Regions from separate parts of the Homo sapiens genome. Here region 2 is linked to region 1. The links are chromatin contacts, found by Hi-C or POLR2A ChIA-PET in ENCODE. All regions are on one chromosome and are shown on one strand. Each heading gives the region's core, a stretch centred on a gene start or an enhancer-like site at or near the end of the contact. The rest is flanking DNA. Distances are from core to core; before and after follow the strand shown. Region 1 has its middle 20 kb from the start of TMEM212. Region 2 overlaps FNDC3B (fibronectin type III domain containing 3B).

Region 1 (7,309 bases), core at 2,448-4,947:
AGTTAAACTCATAGAAATAGAGAGTAGTATGGTTGTTGCCAAGGCTGAGGGGTGAAGGAAACGGAGAGAAATTGGTCAATGGGTACAAATTTTCTGTTATAAGTTGAGTAAGTTCTAGGAATCTAATGTACAGCATGATGACTATTTAACAGCAATGTATTGTACACTTGAAATTTGCTAAGAGAGTAGATCTTAAATGTTCTCACCACACACACCACAAGAGGTAAATATGTGAGGTCTCGGATGTGTTAACTGACTTGACTGTGATAAACATTTCACATTTCATATATATACACATAATCATCACAATATACACTTATAATTTATATAACATTATTTGTCAAATATACCTCATTAAAGCTGGAATAAAATAAAATACATTTTTAACATAAAGTGATAAGAAACACTGAACTTTTTATGAATAATGAATCTGCATCCCTTTACCTGATTCTAAGTTTAAGAGGTCATGAGAATATAGTATTTTTTCCCCTGGGAAGACATATGCTAAGATAAACCAACTTTGAATTTTTGAATTTTATTTTATTTTACTTATTCTTTTTTTTTTTTTTTTTTTTGAGACCGGGTCTCGCTCTGTCACCAAGGCTGGATGGAGTGCAATAGCATGATCTCAGCTCACTGCAACTTCTGCCTCTTGTGCTGAAGTGATCCTCCCACTTCAGCCTCCTGAGTAACTGAGACCATAGGTGTGAGCCACCATGTCCAACTAATTTTTTTTATCTTTTGTAGAGACAAGGTTTCACCACGTTGCTCAGGCTGGTCTTGAACTCCTGGGCTCAAGTCATCTGCCCGCTTCAGCCTCCCAGACTATTGGGAATGCAGGCATAAGCCACCTCATCAGGTCAAACCTTGAATTTTAACCCTAAACATCTGCATAATGCTTTGCAATGTTATTTTGCAGTTTACAATGTAGGATTGAATTTGACAATTTGCTTTATTTTATCTAATTAAATTTTACACAATAAAAAGTACTAATAGAGACAAAGACTAAGAACTTTTTGAGGAAATTGATGGAATAATATATTTAATATTTTTAATAGTTGAATACAGATACCTTAAATTGGCTTCTAACCCACAATTCAGATGCACTGTGGCTTGAAAATACATAGAAGAAATTCTCCCAGTGTTTCCATTCCTACCCCAACAAAGAGGTTGAAGTACCCCAACATCAAGTTCAGCTTTCTAACTTTTTCCAGAAGGGCTAATAATACCACTAATGATATGATAGTAATAGAGGCTTACTATGTGTCAGTGTACTTCCCTACTCTACGGTTAAAGTGCATGGCTCTGGCCTCCAGGAGAGTTGGAGTAGGGCCTCTGGGAGAAGAGCAGAAGTGACCTGATTCTAAACTCCTACAGCTGATGCTGATCCTTCGTGGGTTGAACAGCTTCCCTTTGGAAAGAGATACTTCCCACTGCAAACTCTCATGCTGGCTTTATGATTTAGATTAGTATCATATTGGGGTCAAATGAATTTGGATAGTGTTAGCCAATTTTTTTTTCAGGTTGATACTATCCACCCCAACCAGCAAAGCTGGAATACAAAAATTTGGCACTCTTGATGCCTTTTGTGGTCAGTTCTGTCCTCTTCAACTTCTACGCAAGTCTGCAAAGGAAATCCTGTGCGTTCTTAGGAACAGAGTTGATTTTACAAGGAGGCCTGCCAAGAGTTGAGGGAAGCAAACCAAAATCACCTCCCCCACTGTACTGCCAGGGCATCTGGAAGTTTAGTATTTGAGATTTCTTCCTTGTGGCAAACGTCCATACTTTCTGGAGCCCTTTGCTAAAAGGAATGCATGCCTAGAAGCACCACACATTTCTGAAGTGCTGGCAGTCACGACCCCTCAACATGGGCCGTTCATCAGACATCTGGCTGTCACCTTAGGCATAACACAGAGGTTTAATGTGGGACGGAGGGGAGGGAGAAAGGGAAAAAATATATGAGGGGCTTGGTAAGTCACCTCCATGAAGATTCAACAGTGAGGCCACCTGAAGTGCCTGGGGAGAGAGAAATGAATTGAAAACAGAGATGAGCTGGGTTCAAAAGCAAGCTTCTCCAGCTTTAGAGTTTAGCCTTTCCCATCTTGCTCAGGACACAACTTCTTAGTGTGTGCCTTCTCAGCTGGGTACAGGGCCAACGAAACTATATTTCTTAGAGTAGACCAGTGATGTCAAAATCATACAGGGTTCTTGTGAAGCCAGATTTCTGGGTGCCATCTAACCCCTATTATGTCAGAAACTCTAGAGTCGGAGGCACAGAGTGTGCGTTTTTAACACATACCCCAAGAAATCTGATGGCCAGTGAAGTTTAAGAATCATACTGTATTTTGCAAAAGATTCTCCTCCTAGCACAAGATTCTCTTAGTGTCACTTCTTGACAGTCTCAGTTTCCCCAATCTGCATAAAATGCAACACTAATTTGGGTGAGAGTTCTAGGTAAATTTAATAAGCAACATTTCCTTGGGGAGTGTTTTTGGATGAGTTGACACCATAATGGCGGCAGATCGTGTTTCATTAGTGAGGATGCGTGGCTGACGTAACAGGACACGATGTTCTGTATTATTAAATACACCACTGCGCCAAGCCCATGAGGCACACACACAGCCTGAGCAAACCTTTGCTACCATGTAGAAATCTCTGCTATATTAGGCACAATTTCCCGCAGTGAAATAAGTATATTGTTTACTAAAATTTCAGAAAATGCACAACTTTCTTAAAATGAAAAGCAGATAATTTGTCCAAATACAGAATTCTACATAATGATTCTATATTTCATTTACCCCCATACAGTTATGTTGTTAGATTCCCCACATGCAGAAAGTGATAAGCAATATCGTAAACATTTCATTAAAAATTATAATACAAAATATGTTACTATTCATTCACAATTCTTTTTGCTTATATAAGCAAAACATCGACAGTGTATTAAAAAGCTGCACTTTTAAGTGTCACCCTGAAAATTAACATTTTTAATGTAAATTTTGTGCATATCAGAAAATTCAAGAGTCATGAAAGTTTGTAAACAAAAGTGATGGTTTACAAAAAGATTTGGAAAAGTGGTCATTTTGTATTTGTACTGTCATGAACTGTGGAACAAAGTCAACTATTGTTTTTAAGATCCATACGTATCAGTCAATATTATAATGAAAAATATTCACTTCTAAGAGTTTTTTTCTATACGTTGAAAAATATGTTTTCAGAAATGAATCAAGCACCCCCTAAGGAACCACCACATCCATTATTTCTTTCCTCCCTGTGTTGCCTTGTTTTGGTAGAATCCAGGTCATCTTGTTAAAGTTCACACAGTGAAGGTGTGTGAATGTTCTGTCAATTGGTACCCAACCACAACCACAGAGAGAAATGCTTGAAAGAGACATGAAAGGTTTGATGACTTTGATAAACACAAAGGGGCGTGTGAGTCCTTGCGACTGTCCAAGGCCTCACAGGAAGGGGTGGGGGCTGAGAAGGGAATAACAGCCACCTGCTCAGAAGGCTCCATGCAGAATGTTGAAGTGACTCTGTCAGCTCCAAGACCCAGCATAGGGGGCAAACACGCATAACACAGAGTTTAAGTCGAGGAACGAAAATGCAAAACAACCATAGCCGGAATTGTCTACATTCTTCGTCCAATAAGTAATAAAGTGATGGGAAAGGAAAGAATTGGGATGCCAGACACAATGCAGCTGTCCCCTGCGGCTACTCAGCCCCTCCTCCACGGAATGGAATGGCCCTGTTTGTTTTCCTTTCATTATTCGGTGTTGTGTTTTGTGTCTTTTTTAATGAAAGGGGGAAAGAAAATATTTCCTTCTCGTCATGTGATACAGTGGTTTTACTTTTTTCAATGAACTGAGAAATATTTGCTTCACATAAGAGATGTAGTTAAACCTTGAAATGCAATCCCAAAACATACGGAGGCAGAATATTTGTCAGTGGAGGACCCTCTCCCGCCCAACAGAAGACAAATGAGCAGCATCATGCTGGCCCCAAATCTTCCAAGGGACTTACACTGGATCATTGCAATATGAATGTGCTTTGAAATGAATTCATCTATGACTCTCACCCTAAAGGTCTGGGGCCTCAGTTTCGGCTATAGTAAGGTCTTTCTGATGCTCTTGGAACTAATCCCCCTTTCGTAGATCCAATTAGAACTCATGCAGGACCAGAGAACAATAATAACTCATTGTATTTCTTCCTCACAAATTGTGTTAGGAAGTCTCCTCACATTGGTCAGTAGAGAAATCAGAAGCTGGAAAAAGAATCACAATGCAGGGCATTACTACTTCTGTTTCTCTGACATAATAACAGTGACATAAAACTGGATAAAAGAGGAAGAATTGTAGGTGTCATTTATTGGGCAGCTACTGTTTGTCAGGTGCTGTACCTCTTTTATTCCTCACATCACTCCAAAGTTCACTATGCCCATTTCACAGATGAGGGCACTGAGACAGCCATGTAGAACTAAGAATTCAGTCTCAGGTCTCACAAAGTCTGGGGTGCAGGCTCCCGGCTGCTGGACTGTGTCACCTCCTTTAGGTGGTATATCAGCAGTCCCATGTGAGTCCCACCTACTGACCTGGCATCGTCATGCTTCTCTTGGAAAATCTTTCTTACGTTGCTCACAAACAAAAACTAACATTCATATTTTAGAAATGAAGGCTATTTTTCCAGGATATTTGCATTTCATTTAATCACTGGGACCACACCAAGGGTGATAGCAACTTGCTGAGAGAGGAAATGATACTGAAGTGTTTATTGTAATGTATTAAAGTAAGTTTGATATTTTGTCAAAGAGGGAGTGGTAGGTGGGGAGGGGTCAGGATCCTGAGAACTGCTTTTTGTATTTTTTACTTTATAAATTATCATGAGGCTTAACATATTTTCCTCTTGACATGCAGTCAATTTACCCTTTTAATATAACATATTGTAGTGGGTTTTTTCCTTTGCTTCCCCATCTGAATCTAAAATGTTATTATTAATAATTTTTTTTTGAGACAGAGTCTCACTCTGTCACCCAGGCTGGAGTGCAGTGGCACCATCTCAGCTCACTGCAAACTCTGCCTCCTGGGTTCAAGAGGTTCTCCTGCCTCAGCCTCCCAAGTAGCTGGGATTACAGGCATGCACCGTCATGCCCAGCTAATTTTTGTATTTTTAGTAGAGACGGGGTTTCACCATGTTGGCCAGGCTGGTCTCGAACTCCTGACCTCAGGTGATCCACCTGCCTTGGCCTCCCAAAGGGCTGGGATTACAGGCGTGAACGGCCACGCCTGGCCATAAATATGTTTTTGAATAGATATTAAATATAACATATTTAAAACAACTAAATATATTTGAAACAAATAAAAAGCGTTTGTTTTATACAAGAGCAGAAACTTGAGTAAAAAGCAGAAGTCTCCATTTTCTATAGCCATGAAAGAATGCAGAGAAAATGGCATGTATATTGATGATATATCTGAATGGTTACAATGGTGCTAACATGTGAGTACAATACCTTTTAGAATGTAACAATGTTGGTTTGATACTGTAAATTTTACTAATTAAAGAGGAGAAGACTTGAGGCCTATTGCTGGATGTCTGGGTTTTCCCATAGGAAAGAAGAGAGAGAAACAGAGGAAGTAATTAGGGTGAAAACAATGGCGGGGTGTGGGGTGAGGAATGACACAATGACACTTCCCCTCCCAGACTGGCCAGAGAAGCCAGAAGGGACTATGTAGACAAGCTGGCAGCTCATTGCTGCACAAATCAGGTATCAGGGACTTGAGCTTCCTCATCTCTCAGACCCCAGCCAACCTCCAAGGACCTTTCCAGATCTGTCCTAATCCGTGACTTTGAAATGAAACTTCATTCCATTTGAGTAGATTAGCATCAAGGAGGTACTACATAAAGCAAGTGAAAAAGATAATTTTTAAAGAATGGAACAGCTGGCTCTCTACCTGTCCTAAGCCACACTGATGTGTCCCTGGTGTTGACCACATCACCGTGTTGCTATGTTAGCTCAAGACACAGTACGTGCTGGGAATGTTACTCATGTGAGAGCTATCACAGATTCCCAGATCACTTTAACCACTTTAGGGCAGCATCTTTCTTTGCTCAATATTCAATCTGTCATAACAAGCTAATTGCAGTCCTAAAAAAAACCTTTTATATTATTTACGTATAAAATTTCAGTTTATTTACAAAAAAAAATCTTTTATTTTTTTGAGATGGAGTAGCCAGGCTGGAGTGCAGTGGCATGATCTCAGTTCACTGCAATCTCTGCCTCCTGGGTTCAAGCAATTCTCCTGCCTCTGCCTCCCAAGTAGCTGGGATTGCAGGCGCATGCCACCACACCCAGCTAATTTTTGCATTTTTAGTAGAGACGGGTTTCACCATGTTGGTCAGGATGGTCTTGATCTCCTGACCTCGTGATCTGCCCGCCTTGGCCTCCCAAAGTGCTGGGATTACAGGAGTTGAGCCACCGTGCCTGGTCAAAAAATTGTTTTTAAATGTTTTTCCTCACTTACATCATATAACAAACCTAATTTGATAGCTGAAAAGAAAAGCTGATAGAGCAATGAAATTACAAGGTGCTGGACTGAAATTAATGCCTTTGACAAGAGGAGTATCTTCTGTTCACTAGAGCATGACTCTTCTCTTGTCATGTGTCACAGATTGTGAACCCAAAGCCTAAATACAATATTTATTATTCATACTTGCTCCTCAACATTTATTGGGTATATATTATGTGCCTGATATCTAGCTAAAGGTTAGAGACAGAAATATGAGCAAGACACATCCTGCCTGCCATTGACTTACAGGGATTAAAGGGAAATGAGGCTTGGGCCAGGAGGACCAAGAGAACAGATGAAGAATAACAGGATCTGAATTAGTCAGCAACAGTGGGTATGGAGAGGAGGTGATACCTTTTTTTTTTTTTTTTTTTTTTTTTGAGACAGAGTCTGGCTCTGTCGTCCAGGCTGGAGTGCAGTGGCGCAATCTTGGCTTACTGCAAGCTGCGCCCCCCGGGTTCACGCCATTCTGCTGCCTCAGCCTCTAGAGTAGCCGGGACTACAGGCGCCCGCCACCACGCCTGGCTAATTTTTTGTATTTTTTAGTAGAGAGAGGGTTTCACTGTGTTAGCCAGGATGGTCTCGATCTCCTGACCTCGTGATCTGCCCGCCTCAGCCTCCCAAAGTGCTGGGATTACAGGAGTGAGCCACCGCGCCCAGCCGAGGTGATACCTTTGAGAGACATTTAGAAGGTAGACTCCACAGGACTTGGTAACAGCACATGGGACAGGAGAGGAACCCAGAAA
Region 2 (7,309 bases), core at 1,619-4,118, 280 kb after region 1:
CTGTTCCTGGAGTAACAGGATTCTGAGCTGGATAGCAGGATGACTACTTAGATACCCAGAATGAGACAGATGGTTTGCAGAACAAAAGTGGTTGGTGGAGACTGAGTCTTGGGAATAAGCTAGGGGCGAGCACTTTGTTAATGAAGTGAGATCTACTGGTTGAGCAGTGACTAGCAGACAGTGTGATGCAGGGAGTATTGGTTTAGAACTCATTAAATTATTTCTGCCCCAAATCAGGTTTGAGTTCAGATTTGGGGTGGCTCAGCTTCCAGGTGGGGCTTCCAGCTCCAGCTCCAGCTGTTGTTGATTGGGGCCAGGGAGGGCTCCAGCTCCAGGACAATGGGAGAGGACTTGTAGGTACAGTGGGAGGCAGTTCTTTGTCATTTAAAAACCTATTAGGAAGGAATCTGAAAATGGTCACATTGTAATGGAAATTTCTGAAAGAAATATTTGTATTTTGTTAGGGATTTAAGAGATCAAAACTCTACTTATGTTCTTTGAACACTGGCCAACAGGCGGGAGTGTTTTTGTTTTGTTTGTTTTTTGTTTTGAGATGGAGTCTCACTCTGTCGCCCAGGCTGGAGTGCAGTGGCACAATCTCGGCTCACTGCAACCACCGCCTCCCGGGTTCAAGCGACTCTCCTGCCTAAGCCTCCTGAGTAGCTGGGACTACAGGCACACGCCACCACACCTGTCTAATTTTTTTGTATTTTTAGCAGTGACAGGATTTCACTGTGTTAACCAGGATGGTCTCGATCTCCTGACCTCAGCCTTCCAAAGTGCTGGGATTACAGGCATGAGCCACCACATCCGGCGGTGTTTTTCTAAATTGAGGGGAAGGTGATGGGTGGTGGTGGCCTTCCTGGAAATTTTGAAGTCATACCCATTGATTATGCCGTGGTTGAAACTGTCAGCCTAATAACTTTGCTATTTTAACACCAGCCTTCAGATTAGGGACTGCTTTGTGGGGATTTCAGGTAGGGAATGGAGTTGGTTGCTGGGCCTTCCTGGAAACTTTGAAATCACATTGTATGAGGTCAGTCCTCTTTACTTGTAACTGAATTTATTAGCCTGATAATTTTATCTGTAGGACATTTGTGACACCACTAGAAAGACCTCAGAAGCTCATTGTGATCTCATTAAAAGGCAGCTTGGAAGTTGAAAGCAAATTAATACAGAAGAATATGGGCTGAGTAGGGAAGCTCACACCTATAATCCCAGCACTTTGGGAGGCCAAGGCAGAAGATTGCTTGAGGCCAGGAGTTAAAGACTAGCCTGGGCAACATAGTGAGACCCATCTCTACCAAAGAAAGAAAAAATTAGTCAGGTGTGGTGGTGCATGCCTGTAGTCCCAGCTGCTCAGAAGGCTGAGGTGGGAGGATCACTTGAGCACAGGAGTTTGAGGCTGCAGTGAGCTATGGTTGCACCACTGCACTCTATCCTGAGACCCCGTCTATTAAAAAAGAAAAAAAAATGTGTTTTTATGGGAATGTCCTTGGTGATAAGGAAGAAAACACAGGAAGCATACAATATGCTGTGAACGCAGATTCATTTCTAATGGAATATTTCTCAATATTTCCCATGAAACATGAATCATAGGTCTTGAAGGGGCCAAAAAAGGTCATAGTTTATTCTCACTTGGGGTTAGCCTATACCTATGGCATCCTAGACAAAGGATTTATTTTCTCTTGGCCAGATCAAAGTGTATAAAGAGCTAATTGTTAGGAAAAAAGAATCTTAGCAATCAGTATGAATTTTGCCTTTGCTTCAGTTCAGGAATTAATAGAGGGCACACTTGGGTCTCTCCCATTATTTTCATATCTGTGTCTGGGCTGAGGTGCTGGCAATGCAGCCTTCCTTCCTGTCTACACATGCCATCTCTTTATCTGCTCCCTGTAAAATCCTCCAGCCAAAACAAACATCATGCTTCCTTTAAGACTTTAGGCCTCTTTCTTCCAAGAGCTCTCTCAGACCACTGCCTGACTTTTCCCTGAATTCTGGAGGAGCAGGTAGAGGTAGCACTACACAGTCTGGTTATATGCGTAAACCTTTCCTTAGCTCTCGAATTAGATGTGAATTCAGTTGTGACAGGAAACAGTGTATCTTCACCCTGCTCCCCAGCCACACAGCTTGAGAATAATTACTGACTGGATTCCTGAGTGGCTCTGGTATTACATTCAAGCATGATGATTTTTCTTTTAAATTTTACTCTTCTGATGGCAGTTTAAAGAGGTTTAGTTACGTGCTTATAGCAGTCTCTAAATCTCAATAGAAGAACTTTGAAATACTAGATTCCATTGATAATTGAAGTTAATGAGTTTCCTTTAGAGAAATATGTTTAAATTCTAAAGAACTTTTACAATGACCCTACATTATTAATACTGTAATTTTTTATTTAAGACTATTAGATATAAATTGTGAGGCTAAAGAAAATAGGTGAGTGTGATGGTGATAAAAAATACTGATTAAAGTAAAATTCTTAGGAAGCACCATTATGTTAGTAAACAGTAATATTTAAAGATACTTAATTGCTAATAGTTTTTGTCCAAAATAATTTAGGAATCTTTTACCATAGCAGTTAATCTGCTGACTTGTGTTAAGTGAATAGAGACCTCAAAATGACTAAATGACAACAGAATGCGTGCAGAGGGGAATTCTAAGAGGGCACTACTATGAGATGGCTGTAGCTTTGAAGCTATTCGAATGTGAAACTTTTTCCGCTCTTGCTTGTTCTCCATAAGACTTCTTCAGCTCTGTGTCTAATTCTCCCCCTGCCTCAGTGAGTGTGGGAACTGTATCGTTGATGAACATCATGCTCTGCCCAGTGGCTCTGTGAATGACACCATTGAGAGCTGTTCACCATTTCTGAATTTCCTCATTTGTCTCCCATCCCCCGCCCCTCCATGTATGAGTCAGCATCCAGAATGTCACAGGGACCTTAATGTTACTTGTTTTTCCTTATGTGATACTTTTGGGACCTTAACGTTGCTTTTTTTTCCTTATATGATACTTTAAGTGCATTTATTAGACTTGTTTGGCACACTAAAACACTGACCTGTCATTCTTTCTAAGAATTTTATGACAGGTCCTAGGGAATTTGGGTTGTCTCTTGCTTTGTTTAGTGTGAAATGACAAGAATGGTGTCATAGCTTGGTTTTGCAAACTGAGGTAGACTAAAACTTCAAAAGCAAAGCATGCATATGGTCTCTCCCTTTAATACATACTTTGCATATAAATGAGAAATTCCTGTTTTACTAGCTTAAAACCCAGGAAGAGGACCTGTTGCAAATGAAGCTTGCTTTCAAAGATTGTAGTGAATCTCTGTCTTGGCTGAAATTTGCAACCAGTTTTTTGATTAAAAATATTTGGGTGATTTGAAAGTAAAATTATTGTAACATGAATGCATTAAATTCTGAATCTTTGCCAACTTTTATTATATTGGATGAATTGTTATTTGACTATTTGTAAAATGTCTGTATTATAAATGGAAATGTTTCTTCCTATTACAAGATTAGGATTTTAGGAGCTTGTTTTCTACATAAGAAACTGCCTTGAAAACCATTTCTTTTTTTTTTTGTTTTTTGAGACAGGGTATCCTGTCTCAAAAACAAAGACCTGGCTCTGAGACAGACTTGCTCTGTCACCCAGGCTGAAGTGTAGTGGCACGATCAGATCATAGCTCGTTGCAGCCTTGACCTCCTGAGCTCAAGTGATCTTCCCACCTTGGCCTCCCAAATTGCTGGGATTACAGGCATGAGCCAGTGTGCCTGTCCGAAACCCATTTCTTTAGTATTTGGTGGATTTGTGAGGGATTGCTAACAAGCTGAAATGTTATTGTGAACACTTAGGCCTCACTTGGAAAATCTTCTAGAATTGAAAATAGCAAGTCATTTGCCAAGGCTAGCCCTAGTGTCATGGCCATCTTTCTTTCTGATTGATCCAAAGCTGTATATGGTGAGAGTTAATCCTCCCAGGAGGCTCTAAGCCAAGATAGTCTGAATTTCTAGGAAAATCTGAATTACTCTACCAACTCTCCAGCTTACCTTATGATACTTAAATGTTAGCTTCAAGACCAATCAGTCTTTTACCTGTGTGTGTCTGTACTACAAATATATATTTACGTGTGTGTATATATATTTGCTTCATTAGACGATTTTTCCATTTTCCATGATTGGATTTACATGAAATTTGGAGAAAGATTGAAGAAAAATTACTTTCAGCTTTGTGGAGTACTCTTGATCTCTGAAATGTTTGGGGGCTCTATTTTGCACATGACAGTTAGCAATTCCTCTCAACATGGACTGATGCACAGCTATTTGTTACAAGTAGACATTCCATACGCTGACCTGAGAAACCCTTTTACAGACAGCAGCTTGCTGCTGAGTAACTGGAAGTTTACCAGCAGGTGGTTTCCACCAGGGCCGGAAAATACTGACGGGCCCAGAGCAGAAAGTCCAGGTTATGGAAGGAATGAGAGCAAAGGCTGTGATTGTACGTGCAACTGTCATCTTGCTGGGATTGTGTAATGTCATGAGGCTGGGTTACGTCAATACCAAACTATGTTGCTTTCCTAGGAGGTTTTAAGTCCCTCTCAAGGGAGGTACTCAGGGTATATGCTGCTTCCTGCCTTTCTCCTTCTTCCTGTCTCAGTTATCTTGATTTTTATGTTTATTCTTATATTTACATAAGAACGGAATGTTAAACCCTTAGATAAAACTGTCACCCAATGTTGTGTCATCAGACTTAAGATGAATTGGTGTTGAGTTCTCAGAGTACAGCTCTGTAGTGTGAATCCCTGGTCATTTCGTAGCTAATGCTTAACCTGTTAGCCCCAATTTCCTCTCTTAAAATGGGAACAATGATAGTACCTATCTGATAGGATTGTGAGGATAATCCATTGTAAGTGTCATTATTCTTATCATCATTATCTAGTTGTATACACAGCTTTACTGATTTTTCCCCCCCCTAAATAGATGGCATGATTGTGGGCAATGACTTCATTTTCCTACTTGTAGAAATCAGTTGAAATTCTAGTCTCCCTTTCATTGCTTATTTATGATAGACTTGCTTTCATAGGGTTGCTGGTGATGGCACCAGTTCAAACATTTTAGATGAAGGTTTATAAGAATGTGTATACTGTTCAGATATGGGGTTATAGCTAAAACAATGGGTCCAGTGTTCCATGAATTTAAAGTAAATTTTGTTGTAGATTTTTAGTTGTTGGTTTTCTTTTGAATAACAGCCGTTCACTCTTGCACCACGCCTGAGCAGCTATATTCAGAGAAGGCTGTATCCTCTTATTTTATCCAACAAAGCAGTTTTTCTAATGTGCCTCCTTTTACATTTTCATTGAATTCCATACTTCTGGCTGGGCATAGTGGCTCACGCCTGTAATCCCGACACTTTGGGAGGCCAAGGTGGGGCAGATCACCTGAGGTCAGGAGTTTAAGTCCAGCCTGGCCAACATGGTGAAACCCCATCTCTATTTCCCCCTAAATACCAAAATACAAAAATTAGCTGGGCTTGGTGGTTGGCACCTGTAATCCCAGCTACTCAGGAGGCTTGAGACAGGAGGATCACTTGAACCTGGGAGATGGAGGTTGCAGTGAGCTGAGATCGTGCCATTGCACTCCAGCCTGGGAGACAGAGTGAGACTGCGTCTCAAAAAAAAAAAACTTGTTTCCATACTTGTTAAAATTTTTATTTAGTGCATTCTGTTTCTTAGGCAGTACCAAGAAGCAGTCAGGGCTATATATTGGGAAGATCATTATAGATTTTGGAGTGAGATTGCCTGGCTCAAAAATCCCCTGCACATTAGATGTATATTGTAAAATTAGTTCCTTAACTTCTCTACACCTCAGTTTCCTTATCTGTAGAGCTGGAATAGTAATTTCTCTCTGGAAGGATTGCTGTGATTAAATGAGTTATTGTGTACAGAGCACTAAGAACAATTTCTGAGTCATAGTAGGGGCCCAATAAATAGGAGTGATTACTAAGCTTTCGCTCTTTATTATGGGTGGGCATTGACCCCCCCTTCATTTTTTGTTAGCTAATCATTTTTAAAGCATTTCAGAAAGCCTATGCGAACTGGAGTTATTAGGATTTTTTAGATGTCTTCACGTTTAAATTCTAACACTTCAAAATAACATGTTTAAAAGTTATGCAATCGCAGTTTAACTCCTCAACCCTTCTGCCCTTTAGGCTTGTTAAACAATGATTAAAATGTCATCTCTGAAGGTACCACTGCTTAGAGTTCTTTAAATGTCACAGATCTTTGCATGTCAGATAATTCAGAAAAGCGAGCAGTGTCGCATTACCTCAGTGGTTGGCCACAGGCTATTTCACAGCTTGTAGTCTTTCAGTTCCTGCTTTATTCTTTCTGTATTTTTTACTCTTGTTCTTGCACTTCCAACCTGAAATAGAAAAGTTCATGTTACAAGTGTCTTTAAGGAAGACTGGATTAAGTTCTTCAAGGGCAAGGGTCAAAGCTTAGTCATCTTTGTATCCCAGAGCCTATCCTGCATGCAGGAGGCATTCAGACTGAAGGAAAGTCATTTCCTGATACTTGTCTTAGTCTGTCTGGGCTGCTATAACAAAAATACCAGAGACCGGGTGGCTTATTAACAACGGAAATCTATTTCCTACAGTTCTGGAGGCTGGGAAATCCAAGATCAAGATACTAGCTTCTTTGGTGTTTGAGGAAGGCCTGCTTTCTGGTTCATAGATGGCAGTTTCTCTCTGTGTCCTCACGTGGCTGAAAGGCCTAGGGGTCTTCTTGGGCCTCCTTTATAAGGACACTAATCCCTCATGAATGGGGATTAGTGTCCCTCATGATCCAGTCACCCCTTCTAGTACCACCCCTTCTAATACCATCACCTTTGGGGTTAGAATTTCAATGTATGAATTTGCGCTGGGGTAGGGGACACAAACATTCAGACAGTGATAGTACTGCTGAAGATAAAATGATGGAAAAATTCTCTTAGGTAATTTAGAGAAGTTATTTATTTTTGTTGTTCTGAAAAGGTAGTTAAATTTAGTTATTTTCACTCTTAGTTCCTCAATTTAAGATAATGAATACAGGCATGAGTGTGTTTCCAAAAACAGTAATTCTGAAAAAGTCCAATATATGGATTAGCTTCTCTTACCTGTAAAAATGCATGAGGGAATCATTATATTCATGCTTTTAATAACTTTATTTTGGGGGAGAATAGGATGGGAATACCTTAGAAAATGTTAGGCTATTTAATCCTTAAAGATACATCAACTTTTTCCCAAACTTTGTATTTATTTTTGTGTTATTAACAAATAT

The links. Hi-C counts contacts between places; a loop is a spot of excess contacts on that map. ChIA-PET counts read pairs that join two places held with the same protein, here RNA polymerase II (POLR2A). Pooled maps may share reads with other maps.
Region 2: a map of endothelial cell of umbilical vein shows a loop between it and region 1 (7-fold over the local background). The contact joins two enhancer-like sites. A Hi-C loop is called at or near these places in 4 of 168 maps with a recorded cell type or tissue (A673, Calu3, PC-9 and 1 more) and 4 of 50 pooled maps. POLR2A ChIA-PET finds 5 or more read pairs at or near these places in 1 of 52 experiments (PC-3).

What each region holds. Positions count from the first base shown.
Region 1 is chr3:171,859,669-171,866,977 of GRCh38, forward strand. No RefSeq gene overlaps it. Among named protein-coding and RNA genes, the nearest start is that of TMEM212, 20 kb to the left of the region's middle. Within about 2 kb of position 3,698, at least 4 of the 41 ENCODE cell types and tissues checked have a DNase peak (open chromatin) inside an H3K27ac peak, as active enhancers do; they include endothelial cell of umbilical vein, where a contact is called at or near this core.
Region 2 is chr3:172,136,188-172,143,496 of GRCh38, forward strand. All of the region lies in intron 3 of FNDC3B (fibronectin type III domain containing 3B), which reads left to right. Among named protein-coding and RNA genes, the nearest start is that of FNDC3B, 100 kb to the left of the region's middle. RefSeq lists enhancers at 208-1,031, 4,328-5,151, 6,340-6,389. Within about 2 kb of position 2,869, at least 31 of the 41 ENCODE cell types and tissues checked have a DNase peak (open chromatin) inside an H3K27ac peak, as active enhancers do; they include endothelial cell of umbilical vein, where a contact is called at or near this core.